Regions from separate parts of the Mus musculus genome. Here all the other regions are linked to region 1. The links are chromatin loops, found by intact Hi-C in ENCODE. Cell type or tissue: left cerebral cortex. All regions are shown on one strand. Region 1 overlaps Pkib (protein kinase inhibitor beta, cAMP dependent, testis specific). Region 2 has its middle 35 kb from the start of Smpdl3a. Region 3 holds the start of Gcc2 (GRIP and coiled-coil domain containing 2).

The links. Hi-C counts contacts between places; a loop is a spot of excess contacts. Peaks named below come from ENCODE experiments on the same cell type or tissue, not always from the same donor. Only the 100,000 strongest peaks of a DNase experiment are listed, where the experiment ranks them.
Region 2: it touches region 1 in a loop (4-fold over the local background); 30 of 42 quality-filtered maps call a loop at or near these places.
Region 3: a loop joins it to region 1, with 6 times the contacts of the local background. A loop is called at or near these places in 8 of 42 quality-filtered maps.

Annotation. Positions count from the first base shown.
Region 1 is chr10:57,738,921-57,746,920 of GRCm38, reverse strand. Pkib (protein kinase inhibitor beta, cAMP dependent, testis specific) reads right to left here. Exons shown (of 5, transcript NM_001039051.2): 5 at 5,809-8,000. Among named protein-coding and RNA genes, the nearest start is that of Fabp7, 42 kb to the left of the region's middle. In left cerebral cortex, CTCF peaks have their summits at 3,049 and 3,263 (motif pointing left); DNase peaks (open chromatin) are centred at 2,565, 3,046 and 3,197; H3K4me3 peaks cover 336 bases.
Region 2 is chr10:57,826,025-57,834,024 of GRCm38, reverse strand. No RefSeq gene overlaps it. Among named protein-coding and RNA genes, the nearest start is that of Smpdl3a, 35 kb to the right of the region's middle. In left cerebral cortex, no CTCF peak of the experiment used is centred here; DNase peaks (open chromatin) are centred at 4,060 and 5,245; H3K27ac peaks cover 708 bases.
Region 3 is chr10:58,251,196-58,259,195 of GRCm38, reverse strand. Gcc2 (GRIP and coiled-coil domain containing 2) reads right to left here and starts at 3,670. Exons shown (of 23, transcript NM_027375.2): 1 at 3,625-3,670; 2 at 3,314-3,367; 3 at 2,292-2,376; 4 at 888-955. The coding sequence starts at 3,630. It also overlaps Gm9919. In left cerebral cortex, CTCF peaks have their summits at 473 (motif pointing left) and 3,865; DNase peaks (open chromatin) are centred at 3,006, 3,753 and 4,237; H3K4me3 peaks cover 1,863 bases; H3K27ac peaks cover 1,273 bases.

The DNA of each region.
Region 1 (8,000 bases):
AACCTTGCTTTTCTCTGTGTGTACCACAATGTGAAACTCAACAATCCACCTATGCAATTCTGGTCGCCACTCGGCACCTCTCATCTGAAATACTTGCCATTCCTTTTGAGTTCAGCCTTCCTCTGTGAGTTCACTCCATTGCCTCATTTGTAGCCTTCACTTATCACAGCTTACTCTGTCATGTGACCCACACTGATGCTGCTGCTCATCATTTGGCTGATCCTGAACGGAGGAGACAGCAGAAGCTTTGTAGGAGCACTCAGAGAGGCAGCCATAGAGGGGGCCCTCTTTTCACCCTCTCTGGCCACTGAAGACCTAATAGCTCTATGAGAACTCCAGAGCCATCCGGAACAGGAATGGGGTGCAATGAAGGGGCACAGGAAGCTTTTTTCCACAAGGAAGGAAGTTCTTATGAGTTCAACTCACTGAAATAGGAGGGCTTATCACCAAGGCAACACAGTGTAACATGTACGCAACCTAGGAAAGTTAGGCAGGCATCAGAATGGAACTAAATGTTTCCATATCTTGGAGAGGTAGTAAGGACTGAGGACTCAGCACACTCGTGTAGAATTAAGCTGTCATGCATGAGCATTGAAGAACTTGCTAATAATACCTTCAGTCAATGCTGAGAAACAAAGTCACCAAGTTTGAGTGTACTTTTCTGGAGATCACATGCAATATGCCCCATCTGTCTCCTCTCAAACTAGAAAAAAACAAAATAAGTAGTTCAGGGAAAATAAAATATAAATTTGTTTGCAAGAGTGAACAGGCCATTATTGCCAGAGTTTTATTCTTTTAAAATATCTCAAAAATAAATCCCCAAATTCAAAGACTATCAAGTCTAGGTTGTTAGCTTTCCTATAACTTCAGTTTAAGAAAACTGAAACTCTAGGAATGTGTAATAAAAGAGTACCTGCAAAGAAGCAAAGTATTCTTTCTCCCTCTTTTGGATTTAGTGATGGAATAACCCAGCCGCTGAGCCTCATTTTCTGCTAATAGGCAGAGTTAACTGATCAGTTCATCCCCCCAGTCTCTGATCATCATGGAGTAATCATTGCCTCACTACCTCCTGGTCCATTTCATAAACTTCCATTTTCTTGAGACAGAGATGTTCTGGTCTGAGGAGTGAGACTGTGTACTTGTTAATTATCACTGGGAGGTGAACACCTGCTCCAGAGACCTACAGACAGCCTGTCTGTGTTAACAGAGAATACTAGCAAAGACTGGCTGGTAACAGGAAGCAAGCAGACATGTGTCATGACCCTGCAACCTTTTGTAAAAGTAGTAAAAGCAGAATTATTACAGGGTGTGGCCCTCAGTGCAGAGGAAGTGAAATAAGTTGTGTCTTGTTTTCTCTACATGTTTAGTGACCTTGTGTGTGTACTTAAATCCCAGCTAATAGGCACCAAGAACAAAAATTATTCATTCAATGATTATAGCAGTACCTTAGAAAGAGATGGTATAGCTCATGAGAACCTGGAGGGGAGGCATAAACAGAAGCAAAAGAAACCCCGGGGCGGAGGAATCCACACTGAATTCTGCATCTGCTCTGTAACTTCAAAAGGACTTTGTTATAAATAAAAAGCATTCTTTTTCTTTAAAAAAAAAGATTTAATTATTATGATTAAGCACACTGTAACTGTCTTCAGACACACCAGAAGAGGGCGTCAAATCTCATTACGGATGGTTGTAAGCCACCATGTGCATGTATGTGGTTTCTGGGATTTGAACTCAGGACCTTCAGAAGAGCAGTCAGTACTCTTACCTGCTGAGCCATCTCTCCAGCCCAATAAAAAGCATTCTTGCCTTTAAACACATCCTCACCGTCAATAATCACCTTAACCTTTTAACTCATTTGTGCCTCAGTTTCTCCTGGTGCAAAACAGGGACAATAGTAGTACCATACCACGGGAGTATATGACTTATAAGGACCCATGTGAATAAAGCTCTCAGAATGATATGTGTACATCAGAGAACTATTATGGAAGTGTCTCTTGCTATCTGGGGAGATGATAGAAGTCCACAGTTTGGCTCTCTTACTCCTATATTCCTTTATCTCTCACTTTTCTCACTTCTCTCTCCCCTCTCCTTTCTCTTTGTCTTCTCCTCTCCTCTCTCCCCTCCCCCTTTCTCTCTCTTCTCTCTTTCCCCTGCATTTCTATAATAAACTCTTAAACCATAAAACAAAAAAGAAGTCCACAGTTTGAAAGTTCCATTTCTGAAGCCAGCCTGCCTTGCTTTAAAACCTGTCTTTGCCTCTTACTGGGCTCATCTTGGGTAGCCATTTTGGGCCATGTGCTCTCATGCATAGGGCTATAGTCAGAACTAATTATGTATGAAGCACTTAGGATAATAGTTAATGCTTAGTGTTAGACATTATGTTCTTCTCATGCTATCACTTGCATGTGTCCTCTCTAGGGAAAATACTCCAGTGGTACCAGCAGCTATACTCAGTGCCTTTAGTCCCCAACAGTTCCTTGCCAAGACTTCTTGGCCAGCATCCTCTTTGTACATTCAACGTTCCCACACAGCACACAGTGAGAAAATAGCTATCTCCTCCACCCCCACCCTGGGAAGACCAGGCAAATCAGTTAACCTCATGTCCTTTCTTTTAAGAGTCCCATTTTCTCACTAAGGAGGCTGTGCTCTGATAGAAGATATTCTGCACTAAGGCAAGAATAAAGACGCCCATTCACATGTTATTCACTTGCCTCAAGCTGCTTTGAGAGATCCAAATAAGTCTCAATTGGCAAATAGTGCTTCTAACTTGAAAGGCATCAAAGGCCTATTTGAATCTTAAAGTTTTACACAATTCAGAATTGTTTGTAATTTGATTTTAATAAAAAAAAGCATTGTGCACAACCGTATTAAATTAATAAATAAAATCTAGCTGGTTGTGTTGCATATAAGAAAGAAACTGTTGAATAGAAAAAGCCGTAGCCTTTATACATGCCTAAGTTTATTTTAAAGATGCACTATAGCTCCCTCTCCTGGCACCTAAGTTCAATAGTGTTCCCTAAAATTGAAAAGAAACCAGTAGCCAGATTAGAGTACTTTATTATAGTCCGATAAGGCATCTTTTCAGGGAGGGGTGTGTGTGTGAAAAACTGTAGTTTGGTGATTCCACCCCTGCCCGCTTAAGATAATCCCCACCAACACACAGCAGCATTAGTAAAAACAACGCAACAACAACAAAAATAATCTGGAAACCTAGGGCAATCTGGGCAGATTGGCTTTGATGTGTTAGCGGTAGAGTGACATCGCCACCTGGTGTCCATTTTATGAATTTTCATACATAAGTATTTAATTTTGTGAACATGTAAGCAAAATAATTTACCCAAGAAGCAATATCATTTACCCAATTTTAGGTAGAAATCCACCCAAATCCACACAAACTGGCTGCCTTGCTCTGTCCCTCTTAGTAGCCACCACACTGCGACATCGAAAAATTGATAGGAAAAAGTAAATCCCCGTTATTTTAAATCCAAATCGATTAAAAAAAAATAAAACAGGAATATCTGAACGTCTATTTAGTGCGCTGGGAGCTCTCACAGAACTGCCAAAGTCAAGTCCATGGAATCAAAGGAGTAACAAGCCCTTTGTTCTTAATATCTTACTCTCTGAAGAGTGGCTCCCCAAGGCCTCAGCAGCTGGGCTAGCCCACACCTTGGAGAAGCTGCGCAGTCACATGTGCCCCTCCAAGGCACATGGAACAGAACACATGCGCTCAATATGCTCTGATTTCAAATTTTTGTCAGTGGATATCAGATTGTTTGTATGCTGCTCCTGTTACAGTCTGCAGCTTGGCCGTCCCCCGAAGGGTTCCCTCATCAGAGCCATGGTACTATTCAGAGTAGTGGGAGGTAGGATCTATGATGGAATCTACAGTGAGATGAACCGGTCTTCCAACTGCATGCTCCCACCATGACCTTGCACAGAAACCTGTGAAATCACAAGCACACCTTTTCAGTCTCTCGGTTATCACTGGTACTTCCGTTGTAGTACTCCAAAGGTGCCCAATACTGTCTCAGAATGTCTCTGTGTTCTATTCACTGTCGCGGGAAGCCCCAGGACACACACAAAGGTTAAGTCTGGGAGTAGCACTTTATCTCTCTCCCATCTAGACACTCATCCTTGTCTCCTACAAGTATGGTCATCTACCCAATCTGTGGGTTTACCACAGATTTTCCATTTGGTTCACATTCTGAAAATTAATGATAAGTTAAATGATTATTGGGTTTGTCATCTAAACTCTTTTGTGGGGGGGAGAGAGAGGAGGAGGAAAAAGAAAGAGGAGGAGGAGGGAAAGGGAGAGGAGGAGACCCAAAAGATATGTACTATAAAAAGAGAGAAAACATAAACAAGAGATTAAAAACAAAATATCATGTTAAAATTAAAAAGAAAAGGAGAGAGAAGAGGAGGAGGAGAAAGGAAGGCGGGAAGAAAGAGAGAAAGAAAGAAAGAAAGAAAGAGAGAGAGAGAGAGAGAGAGAGAGAGAGAGAGAGAAAGGAAGGAAGGAAGGAAGGAAGGAAGGAAGGAAGGAAGGAAGGAAGGAAGGAAGAAGGAAAAGCAAACAAATAGCTCTAATATGATTCTCCTTGTATATAGCTTTTCGGTTTCGCTAGGATTCAGGCCGACTGAATAAAACTCTTGTCTGAATGAATATGGACAGTGTGGCCTTTTGGTTTAAGAGAAGCAGTGCACACTCTGGTTCAGAGTTCTGTCCTGACTCTCCGTGGATGCTGTGTGAGTTCTCAAGGCCACCCTCGGAATTTCCTTTATTCACTTGTGGAAATCAGAAGCAACAATTTTGTATGAATATTTCCCTGAAGCATTAAATAGCTTTCTCGTGTGCTTAGCAAACACCATTTCCCCAGGAGCACGGGCTCACGGTTTCTGCTGTGTTATGCTCAATGAGAAATTGGCTCCTGGATTCAACCCGGTGTTAACAACACAAGCTTCAACCTTTCCTTTGAGCCAGGGTTCTGGTTTTTGAATAGCAGCAGGCATTTGACGTTCTGAGAACTGCCATTACTAACTGGGAAGAATAAAGGAAGGCACTAATGAAGCAATCATAGCTTTGGACAAGAAAATACTGTGAAGGTGGAGAAAAGACAAAGGAGGGAGAAGAGATGTCTTGTTACATAATCTGGAAATAAATCAGGGGTCTTAAAGTTGTGGCAAGCCTCTATGCTTTGGCAGATAGCAGCAATTTCTGCTGTGTGTCTGGCACTGTTCTCAGAATTTTGCCAATATTTGGTTCCTTTACCTTTATAATAATTCACCAGCTTACACATTAAGAAACTGGAGCAAAGAGCATGAAATAATTAACCAGGGCCATGAGAGAAAGCCTCTGCATTGAGCTTGGAAGATGCCAGGTATGCAGAGACAGGCTGCTACGCTTGTTGTGTGTTCAGCCGGCCTCTGTCCTGCCCTCCCCCCACCTTCTCTTCATATCCACTCTCCTATGTCCCTGTCCTTTCTCCTCACCTTCATCTCCCCTTCATGCTTTCATCTTTTTTTCTCATGTCTTCTCTCTCTTTGCTCCTCTCTTCTCTCCTCTTTCCCCTCTCTCCCTCTCTCCTCCTCACCCTTTGCCCCCCTGTCTTCTTTGCCCCTTTCTTCTCTCCTACCTTCCTCACTTTTCTGTCCTCTTCTTTCCTCTCTTCCCTCTTCTCTTACTCTTCTCTCCTTCCTCTTCTTCTTCCCCAGTCAACCTCTCCTCTCTCTTTCCTATGCTATCCCTCATCCCTCCCATCATACATCCAATGTTCCCAGACCCCTGAAGATAATGCATTACTTCTTTTTGCAGTAGGATGCTCGACTCTTAGTCACATCCCGATAAGACTCAACATCCCCCTCCCTTATATCACAAAAGCATCCCCAGCACAGGACACAGAATGGATTATGTTTGTTCTCTCTCTTCATTTGGAGAGAGGTAAATTTGTGCACAGCCACTCAATAGCTTTATTGTTTCATTTTAGCCTCATTGTATGACCGGGTTAATTAAAACTGTCTAATAATTAACTCAAGTAGGAGCCGTACACAAAGACAATACAGAAATGAGCTGAAGTCTTTTGTTTATTAGCTACACCTGCCCAGTCAAGCAATTTCCACTGAGAGTGTCTACTTCCTAAAATATAGTACTCTTTACACTAAAAAGAAAACAAAATGCTCATGAGAAATTTGAATTTTGTTTTAAAATAACTTCTAGCCTCAAATTTTCCTTTGTCTTTGCCTCCTAGTGAAATAATAAATATATTCTTTTTCTCTAAATATTCTTTGTCAATGAGTCTGATATCTTTATAAGGCAAATGTCCATATTATATATATATATATATATAATATGTACATATAATATACAATATGCACACATGTAATGGGGCATTGTATATGTGTATACACTATGATATATTGTGATGTAGGAGATACATAATACAGAATATTTATCACTGCTAGTAATAATGACGAAAGACAGTTTGGGTGTAAATGAAAGAAAATGCCATTATTAGCTATGTGTTGCTTATTTTTCTTTATTTTCATAGAAAAAAACTTACTCATTTAAATACTGACTCACAATTATTTTGTTAAACAACTATCATAAAACTCTACTGGCATCCACAAAAAAAGCAAGGCTCTTCTGTTGTCAGATATTTGATTACATTGTAAACCCTGAGATTGTGTTATTTTCTCAAAACCCCTGGTTTTTTGTTGTTGTTGTTGTTTTTGTTGTTGTTGTTTTTGTTTTTGTAGTATGGCTCAGCCCTTTGTACATACCTTTAATCTCTCTGGCTGGAATATAGACATATCCTTAGTACACATCTTTAATCCCAAAAATGAAGGTAAACTTAGTTTGTAGAAGAAAGTGCCTATATTTGAAAGTGATGTCTAATTGAGTGGCAGACAAAGTGATGAATCAGAGGAACATTTGACAGAACAAGAAATGCCCAAACTCTTACGAGATGAGACAGGAAGGGGAAGCTACATAAGAGAGCAGTGCACCCCATCATTCTTCCTGTCTTCCTGCTATGTTCCACTGTACATCCTTTCAAACAGTGAGCCAAAGGATATCCTTCCGCCTTCATTTGGTTGTCTAAGGTATTTTGTCACAGCAACAAGAAACTTTAGAATACTGCTATGAAGAACAGAGCTACTGTGATAAACCTGGTTATGTGCTTCACAGACACACATAAAGCTGCTTTAAGCCAGCTTTGCGGAGGGAGAGTTTTGAGTGCCAGACTGGAAGAAAAAAACCTAGAATGTTAAAAAGAAGTACCTGCTCCCATTGTCTTTGCAGTCAGGAGTCAGAGAGAAATGAACATTGGTGGTCGGCTGACTTTTTCCACTTTACTTTTTATTCAGTCTGGGAGCCTGTGAAGGGATGCTGCCCATCTTCAGGATAAGCCTCATTGAGATCAGCCTCTCTGAGCTACTCTCCCATATATGTTCAGAGGTATATCTCCTGGGTAATTCTAGATCCACCTAAGTTGATAGTGAAGATTAACTGTCATTAATGACATGGATGTCAAGCTGGAGGTCCCTGAAGTTTGCTCTCATAGAATGAACTACATCACTGGTAGGCCTTAGTTAGCAGGCAGAGGCAGTAAGTCAAGGAGATGACTATTATATCAGGCAAATACAAGATACATTTACACTCATTACCTGTCAGACACTTATTAACATGACTGAATTTTTTACAGATGTGGTAAATACTTCCAAGAGTCCATTTCCAATAGAATCTATTCTCCCAACACTATGACTTAGGGACATTTGTAAAATTAGAGTCAACTAACCAATTTAGCTACCAACCTACCTCCTGACCAACAAATAAAGCCAAGTGCCGTGGAGCATGGTGATGATAATAGCCAATGTTTATCAAAACATTTCTTCTGGGCATTATTCAAGTGCTTTACGTATACAGTATCATTACTGGCTACACCCACTGCCTTAGTTTATCGATGCTGTTGTGATAAAATACCCTTCAAAAGCAACTTGGGAGA
Region 2 (8,000 bases), 87 kb before region 1:
GCATCCACATCTATATTTATCAGGCACTGGCAGAGCCTCTCAGGAGACAGCTACATCAGGATCCTGTCCCCAGATCTTACCATATAGCCATTTGGTTGTTTCTGGGTTGTATGTTTTTATGGTCTAGTAGTTCCTTCTCGTGCATGTTTTCAGTTCCAGTAAGCCTCTCAGCGAATATACAAAATAGGAAATTCCAAATATTTCAGAAAATCCCCAAAATTAAAAGCCAAGAAATTTAAATTTGATTCCAATCTGAGTAATGATGAACTCCCATGTCACTCTGGTTTGTCATGCAAAAGATATAAATCATAAATTTTTTTAGTTTCCACACTCTGTATATACTTTTCATCCTTTGATCCTGAGTGAATCCGAAGTTGGGAACAGCACAAAATGAAACAATGTTATTTAAGAGAATAGACTAGACATTTCACTTTGGGAGGTAAGGGTTCAACCATCTGTGAATACGAGTATTCAGAAGAGGGCAAGAAGACAGTGAGATGGTAAGTGTTGAGGACGATCAAAACCAATATGGCTAGTAGAAGATAAAGAATCGATTACATAACAAGGATGGAAATGTGCATAAAACAAGAGTCTGATAACCTTGAGATAACAGTGATTAGTATTTTTAGCCTCTGGGCATAGTGTCAGTGCCTGTGATCCAGGTGTAGAGATGATTAGTGTTCTTTGGAGCAGATAAATGCTAAATAAGTCTCCCAGGTTTATGTTTCCTGATTCCATTCAAAACCCTCTTTCAAATGGTGCTTTATTATCTCCCTTTTACTCTCACAATAGCTGATAATGTGACCACAGAGACATGAATCATGTCACATCATCCTAGGGGAGGTATGCATAATCAAATAGTATAATTTTGAGTGACAACTGGGACCATATTCATATAACTTATACTACAGAATAATCCTATAGTGGATCCATCGTAATTGGTCTAGTTTATTATTGTCATGACTAATTTTTGTTTTGTCTAATTTATAAATCAAACTTAATTGTGTTCATAGATGGATAGTAATAAACAAAGAACATATTGGACTTTTTGCTATCTGCAGTTTCAGGTATCAGTAGGAAGCCTTGGAATGTGGAATATGATTACAGGGAAACTGTTAGAAACTGCACCATAGACAGTAAACTGTTTCATTGAGTTCTGGGAGTTCATTTAGAAAATTTGAAGGTCAAAAGGTGTGCTTGGTGGGATATGGAACTGCCTCAGTTTTGTCCACAGTCACTAAGCATGATTATCTCATGCTTGGGGCGAGGGCATGATTATTGCCAGCTGCAGATAGTTTAATTCTGGGGACTCTGGAGAGGGTATAAACTCAAGACCTTCAAGAGTGCTTGGGTGGCTGCTGCTTCTCACTGCTGGTGCTTCCATTGCTGTTGTATTTGCTATTGCTGGGCTGCTGGACTACTGGACTGCTAGACTGCTGGATTACTGGATTACTGGATTGCTGGATTGCTGGATTGCTGGATTGCTGTTTTGCTGTTGGCTTCCTGTTGGTTTGCTGCTGGTTTGCTGGACTCCCAGATATTCTGACTAAAAAGACTGGATTTGCCCCCAAAGAACCTATCTACCTTGAATTCCTTCCAAGCTGATTGAAAAACCCCACACACAGTGTTCCATCACTGAAAGTATTTTTAATAGTCATGATATTGGTTTAAAAAATAAAGGTCGATGCTTTTTTGTACAATTTGGTTTCCAGGCATGAAGGTATTCAGATCTTTTTCTCTCTTTTATTTTTACCTTTTTGATTTTTTTTTTTTGAAACATGGTTTCTCTTTGTAGCCCTGACTGTCCTGGAACTCAATCTATGGACCAAGCTAACCTCAAACTCAGAGATCTTCTTGTTTCTGCCTCCCAAGTGCTGGGATTAAGAGTATTGCCAAGACCTGACTAGTATTAGGTTTGCAAAATTAATTTTTCTATCTTTCTTTCCTTCTTCTTTTTTTTTTTTTTAGTTTGTATGTGCACTGGCTCCTTCTGTGTGTCAACTTGACACAGCTGGAGTTATCACAGAGAAAGAAGCTTCAGTTGAGGAAATGCCTCCACGAGATCCAGCTCTAAGGCATTTTCTCAATTAGTGATCAAGGGGGAAAGGCCCCTTAGGGTGGGATCATCTCTGGGCTGGAAGTCTTGGGCTCTATAAGAGAGCAGGCTGAACAAACCAGGGGAAGCAAGCCAGAAAGAAACATCCCTCCATTGCCTCTGCATCAGCTCCTGCTTTCTGACCTGCTTGAATTCCAGTCCTGACTCCCTTTGGTGATGAACAGGAACATGGAAGTGTAAGCTGAATAAACCTTTTCCTCCCCAACTTGCTTCTTGGTCATGATGTTTGTGCAGGAATAGAAACTCTAACTAAGACAGCATGTAATACAGTTTTTAACCTAGTGTCTTAGGATTTTATTGCTGTGAAGAGACACCATGACCATGCAACTTTTACAAAGAAAAACATTTAATTGGAACCAGCCGTCAGTTTCAAAGTTAGTCCATTATTACCATGGCAGGAAGCATAGCAGCATCCCAGCAGACATGGTGTTGAGGAGCTGAGAGTTCTATATCTTGAACATAAGGCAACAGAGCAACTGTGAGCTATGCTGGGCATAGCTTGAGCATAGAAGACCTCAATGCCTGCCCCACAGTGATCAACTTTCTCCAACAAAGCTATACCCCTTAATAGTGCCACTCCCTATGGGCCAAGCTTTCAGCCATATGAGTATATGGGAGTCATTCCTATTCAGACAACCACACCCAGTAAGGTCAGCAAAATTTGAAATGATACTGAATGGTTTGTCATATTTTGTAAAAACAGGACAAAGTGCACACCCAGAAAAAATTCTTCCTCTCTTTCTCTGGGCATGAAGCCATACTACCTTCAAGATTTAAATGTTGTCATCATATAATTCTAGACATAGGATAAATATTTGGGTGTTCCATGAGGCCCTTTCACCTACATTTACACAAACAAACACAATGAATGTTACATATTTCAAAGTTAACATTTCTGAACAATGTTTCTGAGCATACTAGAGGGTGCTGTGGCCTGGGCCTGGTAGACCCAGGCCTCAGATGAGCTAGGATCATTTGCAGAAGAGCTGAAGAGGCAGCCATCGCAAACACTTTCTGGTTGCCTTGTACAAGTCAGTTTTTCTAAAATCTTTCTTCTTTATTGCTCATCCAATAATAACATGTAAAAGCTAATGTGCCCAAGTAGAGAGAGGTCAGAGGTGGAGTTCAGAATTAAGAGCCAGGGGAGGGAAATTAAAGTCTGAATACCAGCGCTTACTTTAGTAAGAAATGAAGGGGTAGTGGTTATGGACTTTGTGTGGTTAGAACAGAGAGCAGTGCACAAAAGAACTGGATTCTTGTTCAGCGTTGTTGTCTCTGGAGTCAGAAGCCAGATCTGCCTTCATGTTGTATAGGTGCAGGAACACCGAGGACAGCTCCAGCTCATAAACTTTTGCTACAAACTTCATGAGGGAGAATTTCAAGTGATTTTCCCCCACCTCAAAGAACTCCTTCATTTTTAACAAAGCCTGACATCTGGGCCTTTCTTTCCCTAAATATTGTAGTGGAAATCCAGTATATAGTTATAAATTCAGGATATTACAAAAAGAAATACAGCCAAAGGGAAACATACATACAGTAGCTGTGATAGAAAGAGAAAACAAAAGGCACACTAGGCCTGATTAAGTCTGCTTTAAAGTTCTGCAATCAAAAACAGTGCAATCATCTTCATCATCTTCATCATCATCACCATCACCACCACCACCATCATCATCACCACCATCATCATCATCGTCGTCGTCATCATCATCATCATCATCATCATCATCCCCTGTTGGTAAGGAGAGTGTATTTTTTGATCATAATGACTTCATGGGAGCAAAAAACACTAGGAGAAGTTGAGAATCCCGAGTCACTCTTGTTATATAAACACTGTCTATAGCAGTGCTGGGTGGATGCTCTATTTTATTACACTCTCCCAGCTTTAAACAGGCTTGGAACTGTGGAGAATGTTGAAAACACTGTCTGGGACTAATTTTGCCTAAGATGGCATGCAAAATAACCACCTCATAGTCAAAGAAAGCCTTATAGTTCTTTCTCCTCCAGGCTTCAAAAGTAAGATGTGGCTTGGCTGGTAGAGTGCTCAACTAGCATGCATGAATGTGGCAGTTTCTATGACAACCACAGCCCGCAGAGTCATGGTCCAAGAAGATCATTTGGTTCAAGACGATTAAGTAGCCAGAAATGGATCAAACTTCAAGAGTCGGATGCCCAACTAATTTATTTCAGGCATCCTTAAGCACAGCACAATTTGGTGAACATTTTCCTGGTGGTAATCAACTCAATTCTGTATGTACAATAAAGATTATGACTATGACAAACATCTTTGTAAAGTACATGTGATAAGGATGAATTCTATGTATTGCTAAGGTCACAATAAGGGTCTGGAGAAGAATGCACTTTGGTTTGGGCCACACAGACAGTGTAAAGGTCACCAGATTAGAACAGATGTCCACTCCTGGCTTTCTAGGCAGAGAACAGATTATACACCTCTCCCTTTGAGGGGATAACCCTGTGTGTTTAGCCTTCCTGTTTCACCTCGTGCTTATCTGCAAACACAGGGAGCCTGTACCTCCTGCACATGATACCTTAGAATAGATCCATAATCGTTTGTAAACTGAGTACAATGTAGTTCCTGCCTTCAAGTGGTAGAAACAGGAGGATCAAAAAGGTCATCCTCCATTGGAGGGCAGTGTGGGATACATGAGACCCATGTCAACAAATTGAAAGAAGGAGTAAGAGGAGGGAAAGGGAAGCTGTAAGGAAAGTATAGTTCGAAGTCATCCTAATTCTAAGTACTCATCACTGAATTAAAATGTTGGGGTCGGCACCTTTTCTTCTAGATCATTTCAAGTCAGGAACCGAAATGCATTTGAGAGATGTTGAAAGGGGAAAGGGGACTTGCTATGTGTGGTATTCCATTGTAAAGGCTCAGAGAAAAAAGGAAGGGCTGTGGGGAAGTGAGCGGAGTGATTCCTGCAGATCTTGAACTTGACCTCTGGGAGAACCGACATTGTCTGCACTGCCCTTACAGCAGCTAATTCTCTTCAACTCCAAGATGGCTAGTAAAGAAAGCAGATGACCTCACTACAAGCCTTTAGAAAGAACGATCTGCCTCATTTCCGTTTTTCACTGGGTTACATACAAGAGGTTTCCATGGTTCAGGCAGCCTTGCTGCAAGCAATGCAAAAATCTCACAATAAGAATAGAGACTGCACAAAGGCAGAGGGCTTGACGCTGTGTGAAACTCAGGACTTGCTCCAATAGAGAGGGTAGCAAGAGGGGAAAAGAACTGTCAAGAACCCACATCCAGTTGTGTTCTATGTGAAATTTCACCAGTCATATAAAGCATCTATGGAATATCTCCATTCGCTGAAAGCAAAAATGAGAGCATTTCAAAGAACGATGGTCATAGGAAAGAAATGTAAAGAAAATGACCAAGCCACAGACAAGAGAATAAAACAACCATTGAAAAATTTACTAACTTTTGTCCTCTTTTATTTTGTATAATTTTTTAGTTTGCGTGTACATGTGTGTGTGGCTGCATATATGGGTGCATGTGTTTGTGATATATGGTTGAACTTATATGTATGTGCATCAGAGTCTTAAGGAGACAGGGAAAGTGGAAGCAGAAGGATTCCTACAACTTGCTGGCCAGTCAGTCTATCCTAGGTGATGAACTCCAGTGCCCATGAGAGATTCTGTCTCAGAAAATAAGGTAGAGAATCAATTGAGGATAAGACCTCTGGCTTCCACAGACATGCATACACACTTGCACATGCATACACATTAAATGATAAATAAATAATAATGTAAAAAATATATCAGTCATCTCAAAAATATTCTCTATGGAAATTATTTCCTGCTGGGATTGCATTTGCAAGTAAGTTTCCTTTCTCAATCAATTTGCACTTTCTTGTGTCTTTTTCTATCCTGACATTGGCCTCTTTGAAGACTGCAGGCCAATTGTAAAGTGTTCCTCAATGTGAGTGTGAGTTGTGTCCTTGGCTGTGTTTGTGGTGTGTGTTTTAGACAGGCAAAGTGCATCCTTTGTCCATCACATAAGGAGTCCTGGGCTGGCACCACTGATAACAGCATTTACTATGAATCCTCACATAAGGAGGTTTCTCTGCTACAGTGTTAAAATTTTTACTTTTTTTCAAGTCATTTGTAATCTGTAGAGATACTTAGAGCTAATGTTATACACTGTCTCTTTGAAAATGACTTCCCAGTCCCTGGCCAGGTGATCCATACCTATAAACTCAGAAAACTTAGAAAACCAAGGCAGGGGAATTGTGACATTAAGACAATCCTAGAATACATTATGAAATTCTATCTCCAAAACAAATATAGATTTTTCTCTCAATAGTTTTAGTTTGATGAAACTTATTTCAGGTAATTATTGAATGTTAGCACACAGAATTGCTCCTTTAAGTGAACAAATGTGTAACCTGTTTTTGTTTTTGTTTTTGTTTTCCAGAAAGCTGTTGGTAGGCATGCATTGTAGTCTAGTGAACTCTGGACTATCTATATAGTGGAACACTCCACCTCTTGACCCAAAGCATAAGCCTGTTTTTCTCAGTCAATGCATAGAACTCACATTTATGGTGGGTGTTACATGTGCTTTACAAAGAGTTCAGATGTAGTCAGGTCCAATCTTTATTTAGGCTACTTTGATCCTTGAAAAGATCTATGTATGCTTTACGGTGCACGCTGGATTTAATTAATTATCACCAGAAAGTTTTCTCCAATACTTAAAGATATCCCTAAAATAAACTACTTGGAGTCTGACTCCAGAATTAGAACCAACACTCACTACTTTTACCCCATCTGCCTTCTTGCCTCCCATGGACTATCACCCTGCTGCTGTGGAGGCTACAGAGACCCCTGTATATAACCTGAGTGTTGGTATTTGTCTACAGGACATATTCCTAGGAAATAACTGAGCAGCATTTCTGGTCGAGAAATACTTGTAAGACTCTAAGGTCCTTATAAGAAAAGTTATATATTCAGGCAAGATGAACCCCAAAACAACTGCACATAGTAGAAATTTTTAGGTCTCAGACATTGAAACAAAAGAAAGAGATCAAATCTCAGAGTAGCCTTATTGCAATGGAAATTTCCCAAGTGAAATGATGGGGAAAGAATGCTAACCAATCCAAGCAAATGTGGGTTCTACAGGAAACCATTACTCTTGGTTAATTAGCATTCTTGGCTTGAGACATGGTGTTCTATTGGTAGAGCATTGGCTCTTAAGCAGTAGGGAAAGCCTTCAATGATACAATTGAAAAAATATTTCCTGGGAGATAGGGTAATAGCTCAGTTGGTAAAATGCTTGTTATACAAACAAAAGGACCTGAACTTGTTTCCCAGAACCCATTCAAACAAAACAAAACTCTGGTGTGGTAGTGTATGCTTGTAATCCCAGAACTAGGGAAGTGGACACAGGATGGATGATTCTTCAGATTTGCTTGCCAAACTTCCCTACTCAATGAGCGCCAGGTGCATGAGTGGCCCTGTTCCAAAACCCCAAGGTGAACAGAGAGGAAGTAAGACCCCCCTGGGTTGTTAAATGACTTCCACCTTCACACATGTACACACAGACGCGCACACACACGCACACACACACACGTGGACTACACACAAAACATGTTTGTACATACTAAAATGTTCATGTATTCATTTAGTGTTTTCTGAGATAGGAAATATATATTCTTCTTAACATTCATGAGCAAAATAGAAGATACTCCCAAAAGCCAAAAGTTTTAGCATGAGGGATTGTGTCTTTAAACTGCAACTCTACCTCTTCCACCTCTAGATGTAAACTCTCTAGGTGTTCATGGCTTTATGCATCCTAAAGTGGCCCTCACTTATCACTGGCCTATCTGCTCAGTCCTTCTTAGGTAAGCTGTTGAGAGATATGAGC
Region 3 (8,000 bases), 510 kb before region 1:
GTACGTAATAATTTACGCTTGCCTAGAATGGTGGTGTATGCCTTTAATCCCAGCACTCAGGAGGCAGAAGAAGGCAGATACCCTGTTTCTATTATTTCTTTTGTTTCTAAAATTTCCTGTGCAATCATTCTTAGGTACCCGTAGGGACAAATCTATCAAAACCAACTGTTAATCCAGTCAGTAAGTTTGACCAAGATGCCTAGCAAAGAGGTGTGCAGTGTAAGGAAACAGTGCAAACCTTTACAGGATCACTGTCAAAGTCCAGTTTCAGAACTGCAACAGATCTAAAGGGCAGCCAGAGCAATTCTTTACAGGAAACAGAGGCTTCAGGAAGCCGGAGTGCCATGCGAATGGAGAGACACACTGGAGCCATCTCCTGAAACTGCAACAGGTCTGTGGTGACTGTTACAGGTGCAGGATAAAGGAAATAGGAAGGAAAGCAACTCAAAAGTTAAATGGTACAAAAACTAATAATGACACCTAGTGGTAGGGACCTGGCAAGGTTAGTTGAGATTACAAAGGGAATGTGTTACCATCCCCCACACTGCCTGAGGAGGCTAGAATGGAAGCTATCAAATGTGGGTCGGCAGCCAAGTATAAATCTATCTGCATGTGATGGAAGTGCTACATATGGCCAAGTTTTCTAGGGAGATCAGAGCAGGAAAGGTACTTTAGTACTAACGACAGTCAGGGAGGACTGCCGACTCTTTGTTTGAAGTGAGTCATGTCCCCTTCACTCTGAGTTAAACAACTAGTAGGCTAAACCAAGGCCAGTGATGAGGAGATCAAACGAAGAGCAAGAGTGTCTGCAGCAGGGAGACAGTCCTCACAAAGATTTTATCTATTACTGGGCATTTCCTATAAGTAAACAAAAATTGCCTCATTACCTTAATAATATCATCAGTTCCTCCATCAACAGGTTTTGATTTGAGTTCTTCAACTTCTTTGTCTAATTCTAAATAATAAAAGAGATTCCAGGTCAAAAATCAAGAAAATAATTACTCCTAAACTGACAAGTACATGCTGAGAATCCCAAGCCTATAAATTAGAATGGATTTAAGAAGTGAGTACTCAGAGAAATGGGAACTCCATCCAAACAGCAGCAGTCGTTTTTCTTCTCCCGCTTACTATGAACAACTTCCTTTGGAAGAGCGGCCTACCTTCCCACTCCCCTGCTTTAGTGCACATGAGTACCTGCGCTTCATCTGAAGCTGTACTCACGTCTTCTTCCTTTCCTGTCTTTCCTTATCCGTCCACATAGACGTAGAGGGCTTGCTATGTTGCCCAAGCTGGTGTTGAAATCCTGGGCTCAACGGATGCTTCTGTCTTAGCCGCTAGAAAATCAGAAACCAGGTGTGTGCACCCCTATGACAAACTACCCTGAAAACTTGGAAGCATGTCCCATACATTCTATTATTTTTGTTGTAAATATTTGCTGTATAATCTCAAAGCAATAACTAAATTTCTATCAAACACGTGTATTAATCTATTTCATCAATACAGGTCTAGTTCCAAAGCTTAGGTCATCTCCCCAAATAAATTACTTGAGTACAAACTGTTTCAATTTCTAAAAATAAACTCTATCTGTTCTGGTTAGGAAAACAACAAGAAGAACAAACCCTTGGCGTTTAAAATTTTAAGTTAATGAGAATTCAAGAGTTCTTAAATGGGGCATCGACCAACTCCAGCATGTGCCTATACTTCCAACTTCCCAGAATGTCTGGAGGATTACACCTTGTGCCTTTTACATTTCAGCTGATTTCTCTAAAAGACATATTTAATTTAGAAAAATTTACAACTCATACGAAGTAAAAAAGGGTTTCATTTTACTATTAAAAAGATATTCCAGCCGGATGGTGGTGGTGCACGCCTTTAAATTCCAGCACTTGGGAGGCAGAGGCAGGCGGATTTCTGAGTTCGAGGCCAGCCTGGTTTACAGAGTGAGTTCCAGGACAGCCAGGGATACACAGAGAAACCCTGTCTCGAACCCCCACCCCCACCCCCCTCAAAAAAAAAGATATTCCTCTTGGGGTGGAGAGGTGGCTCAGTGGTTAAGAACACTGGCTGCTCTTCCAGAGGACCTGGCTTCAATTTCCAGAACCCACATGGTGGCTCACAACTGTAACTACAGTTCCAGGGAATCCAAAACTCTAACAAAGACATACATATAGGCAAAACACGCGCGCACACACACACTGAATTAAAAATTCATTTGTTCCTTTACTTATTCAAAGGCAACTGCAGGGCTAGGCATGGTGGTCTACTGAAAAGCTCTGATTTAAACCCAGTACCTGTACACCTTGCTTTGGCTTTCTGCAGGAGCATCATTTGCTTCTTGGCAAACTTGATGAGATCTTCTCTGGGCAACGTTTCTAGCTGAAAGATGGAGTCGTATTATTGAGTTTTAAAACCCATGCTTTTAGTACGGCCACCAAAAGAAACACAGTGTCTGCCGAAAACCAAAGAGAGACACTCTAAACAGTTGAGCCAGTCACATTTTTTAAATTGAGAAACGTAACTTCAATAACTAAAAGTAATTAGGTGAATGGAAAATCAAACCAAAACCCCAGCACAAAACTCTTACAGAGAACACTGAGTTCTCTAGCTGTACAAGAAGGGCTTGGAACTCAAGATTTCTCGAGCTGTAGAACTCATTCTGTTGGAAGCTAACAACATAACTACATTCACAGGTGAATCGGGTCACATTTAGACTTCAACTAAAATATTAGGGTTTACTAACTGAAAATTACTTAATCTTTGTGCACAACGTTTCCTCATCTGCAGAATGAGAATAGGGAAGATACGTATTTCAGGAAGCTTACCTGAAAGAATCTGTTACTTCAGCAAATGCCTAGAAATCAGTCTTCAAACACTACATTTTGGTAATAAATTGTGCCCCTACCTTTCTGAATCACTTAGCATAAAACATTGCACAGTGCTGTAAGAACAACCTTATTCCACCCTCAACTCTGGAGCTGGAGCCAACAGGATATAGTTCCTTGCTTCTTCCTGCCTCTTATCTAATCCCCTCGGCTTCGTGTCACTGTGTAAACTTTCATTAAACAGACTAGCTAAATGTTTGAAATACAGCATCGTGCTAACAAGGAGCAGGAAGTAAACAAACTGCTCGCACATCAGGAAATTTAAAAAAGAACAGGAAATCTGTAAGTAAATTAAAATGAAACTCCCTGAGGAAAGGTTAGTTCTTTTTTTTTTTTTTTTTTTTTTTTAAATAATTCTCCCCATGCCAAAGTTTTCCGATTCATTAACCTTATGCGCTACAGGGAACCAGGCGGCTGAGTGCTCTCCTCACCTTGGATTTCGGGGTCCCGGAGGGTGCTGCAGCTACGGCATCTGGAGCAGAATCCTGTAAAACAAACCATAAAAAGAGCTCATCCCAATTCCAGGTACAAGGCGCGGCCAAACAAATCTGTGCAGAGGAGGACCCCTTTAGGCGGTAGGGACCGGAGCTGGGCCGTCGCCACGGCCGGAGCCAGCACCAGGTTCAATGCCAAGCGCCGCGGCGGGGGTCTGGGCGCGAGGGCGGGGACAGGGTGCTCCCATGCCCTCCCACCCCTCGAGCGGCACAGCGGGCCAGCGGGGCGGCGCGACGCCCACCGTTACCTCCATCGCGGCTGCGACCCGCGGCTGCCTCCACCGCCTCTTCAGGAGTCTCGGCTGCTCCGCCTCCGAGGCTGCCGAGCGCGGGTCAAAGGTCTCGTTACGAGGCGACTACGCCTCCCCGCGTCTCCAAGGCTACGCAGAGCTGGCACTTCCGCTTCCTCCTTGGTGTCCGGGAGGAAGTCGTCTTTGCGCAGGTCCCCTGGCCGGTGCCGGAACGCGCTGAGTCGCCCTGCACTACTACCCTGTGCCAGGTGACAGGTTTGAGCACACGTTCCTTTGATCACTTCGTTTTCTAATTTTTAAAGATGTGCTTTACAAATATAACTATCCCGACTAGCAGGCATATGTGAAACAAATAGTTTTATAGGTGACTTTAATTCTGTCATGTTCAAAATAGGTTCCTCTGTGAGTAGTAATAAGGAATAAATTACTGAATCCGTTACTTTCTCAGGAGTTTCAAAATGCTGGCATGCTGTCTCTGTATTGCTAAATATTAATTTGCCGGCTGAGGTGCTTCTCGTGTTGTTTATATTGTCAACTTGAAAGGATCTAGAATCATCTAGGAGAGAGCCTCTAGACATGTATGTGAAATTTATCTAGATTAGATTACTTGAGCTATGGAGACCCCCAGTAACTGTGGGTGGCAGCATTCCACAGACTGGTAACCCTGGTTGCATAAAAAAGGATAACTCAGACTGAATTCCAGCATTCACTTCAAAGAACCCATCGAGGTCACAGTGTGGGAAGGTACACGTGACTAGTCTGATGAGGGCCCTCCCTTGTGGTTACGAATGAGAGAAGACAGGGTAAAGAGATTCCAGGTTCTGTCAAGAGTCCTGCAGGCCTTCTTTTTCCTTGTAGTTGCTCACAAGGGGATGAAGGCAAGATAAGGAAGATAAAACCAATCCAAACCCCAGAGGACTCTAGAGAAGGAAGATACTACAATATAGATTTTCGTTGTTATTGTCTAATAGAACACGTTTAGACTGACCTAGACCCTAAAATAATGCCTGATATTTTTCTATAGTTAAGCCTGGCCTAAACATAAACTAGAGGACAGAGCAAGTGGCCGCTGGTGGCGAATATTAATTAACATGTTGTATTTTCATAGGTGAGAGGGTGTTTTTCAGCAGGTTTTTCAGGTTGTCTACTTCCAGGTGTAGACATACACTAATTGCAGGTATAGGCCTTCAAGCAGTTGGGCCCTCACCCCCAAGTAGAGCCAGAGCGTTTTCCAAGTTCCGTATGGGAAAAGCCAGGTGTTTTTGTTGGTTTTGATCATGGCTTCTGGAAGTCATATGGCATGACCTTTACAAAATATAAAGACATCAAATTCCCTGGTAATACCGTGAGGGGAGAAAATCATTACCCCCTGTCAGTCCTCAGTCCCAATACACAGCCCAGCAAGCGGCTGTGTGCCTTCTCTCTTATTTCTCTGATCCTTCAGGAACAGTTATTTTTTTCAGTTTTACAGTGGTGGACCAAATTCCTTCTGTTCGTCAGGTTTCTTGCACTATTTAAATTCAGTGAGAAGCTGGGTCTAGAGGTGGGATTTTCCTGTAGATACATTTTTTTTTTAAATCTTAAATTGCCCTCTGACTGAAACATCATGATTTGTATCATGCTGGTCTCCTAACTTTGTATTCAGAGAAAGGAGAACAGCAAAATAGCCCAAGGTAAAAAGCATTAGGTTCTTGAAAAGAGCTGAAGAGTAAACTATTCCCAAAAGAGAGTACAATTGTTTACCCCTTGAAATAAGAACAGCTTCAGTACCCTGAGCTAGCACCGATTTGAATATAAGCTCCCTGAGGACTAGGTTTCTTGGTACCTGAAGGCACCATGTAAGCTTCCAGAGAAGGGAACAACAGTCCTTTCCGGCTATGCCACCTTTGAACCACATCCACCAGCACAGCCTGGTAATCAGAGTTCAGTATGACAAGTATGCCTTGGACTTCATTGGACTAATTTGACTTAAGACCTGCTCAACAAGAGGGAAGCCATGCCTCATGGAAACCAACCTAACTACTCAGTGCTACTTAAGTTGTGGTTGTTGGAGGAGAGTCTACAACCATTAATTTACTAAGCCAGCATAACCCCCAGCAATATAAATACTTGTACCCTCAGATGAGTATAGTCTTTACCCCTCATCAAGGAAACTTTTCTTTGCAACAGGTGGAGCCACTAAGAAACCCACAGTCTATCAGTATTCAGAGTATGGAGCTCAGTCCCAAGGGATCTGGCTACAAAATACTCCCACACCTCAGGCTCAGAGAAAATTGAGGAGGAAGGGGTGGAAAGATTTTGAGAGGCAGAGAATCAGGAAGTATGGTGTGAGATTCTGTCTCCTAGTAATGCCAGAATGTAATCTCACCAACATGACTGCCCAAGAATGAACAAGGATGACATCGGTGGACATGGCAAAGTGGGAAGAGAAGAGAGCATTAGGCCTCCACTCCACATAAAGAACTACAGGTATCTGAGGAGAGCTGGGAATCAGAGAGGTGGTCCTTCCCAAGGAAGGGTACATGAGTTGGTTGTCCAGTACCAAATAGTCCTGAAAACATAATACAAGTAACATGAACTAAAGAGGCTATATTTTGGAATATATATGTATTTTGTACATATATGCATGCAATAACAACTTATGAAAAAATCCATGAATTTGATGGAGAGCAAAGAAGGTTATATTAGAAGGGTTTTGAGGGAGAAATGAAAAGGGAGAAATGTAATTATTGCTAACCTACCCTGGTCAGAGAGACTAAGTCTTTGCATATTGAAGGTTATGTGAAAAGATTTATATGGGATGTCCAGGGGACTCCAGGTTTAAGAGTAATTAAAACAAAGCACTTTTCAAAAAAGCAAGCAAGACATGAGGTAACATTTATAGTTACCTTAAGCAAATACAAGTGCATTGAGAGAATAACACCTGGTGTTATATCTTATCACCTTTGGCCACCTGACAAGGGCCAAGAGTATTCTCCCAGACCTTTGTCATTCCCACACAGATATTGTGCACATGCCAGGGTATCCCCTTCATGTCCTTGCTTTCAAGTGCTTTCACTTATCATAGTTCATGCAATTCTTTCTAGAAGGAAGCCTTGTGAAAGAACATTCTGCACTCCACCCATCATTCACAGTAAGTTTACAGTTTTTGTACATAGGCTCCCACAATTATAATCTCAAAAATAAATTACAAAAAGAAATACAAATAGCTAGTAAGATACTTCTTTTTTTTTTTTTTGAAACAGTGTTTCACTATATAGCTCAAACTGTTCTGGAATACACCAGGTAGACCAAGCTTGGCCTTGAACTCATAGATCTGCCTCTGACTCCTGAGCACTGAGATTAAAGGTGCATACCCCTATGCTCATCTAGTAAACATTTAAAACCTATTCAATGTCCTTGGATATTAAGTTAACACAGATTAAAACGAATTCAAGATTCTATTTTGCAGGATGCCTCTGATCAGGAATACAAGTGGCAGGCAATACTACTGTGGATGTGCAGAAAGGGGTATAAACTAGTACAACCACTATGAAATCATCTGGATGCTTCCCCAAAACTATAAATAGAACTACTATAATGTAACCCAACAATACCACTCATGGGGAGATAAAGAAAGAACTTTAATCCTACTGTGGAGATAACTTGCGCATCCTTGCTAATTTCTACTTTATTCACTATAGCTAGGAAATCATACCAACCTAGATTTCCATCAAGTGTTGAATAGATCAGGAGAATGTGGTCCTATACACAGTTGGAATGTTACTCAACTGTGTGAGAACATCTTGGAATTCACAGATAAATGGATGAAACTTGAAAAAAAAAAAGGTAGAACAGTAGTTCTCAACCTGTGGGTGGAGACTCGTCTGGTGATCAAAGAACCCTTTCATAGGGGTCTTGTGAGACCATCTGAATATTTGATATTTGTATAATGATTAATGTCAGTAGCAAATTTATGGTTATGAAGCTGCACAGAATAGAATTTTATGTTTGTGGGTCATCATAACATGAGAAACTGAATTCAGGGGTTGCAGCATTAGGAAGGCTGAGAACTACTACACTAGAATAAAGTTCAGAAAGACAGTGTATATATATATTCTCTCTCATATGTGGCTACTAGCTTTAAATCTTTTGTTTTCTGTGTTGAACTTGGAATCCATGTGGTATTTAGGTAATTAGAAACAGGCTGTTGGGGAGTATACCTATTAAGAGAAAGGAGATAATAAAATATAGTAAAATGTAAATAGACAGGAACTAGGGGTTGACAAGGAAAAATTATAGAGAGGACTGGAGGATGGGGAAATAAGTCAGTGGGAAAAGTCTTAAATGAAGTGGAGTATAAAAGTTATATGGAGACGTTTGATCTTGCAACA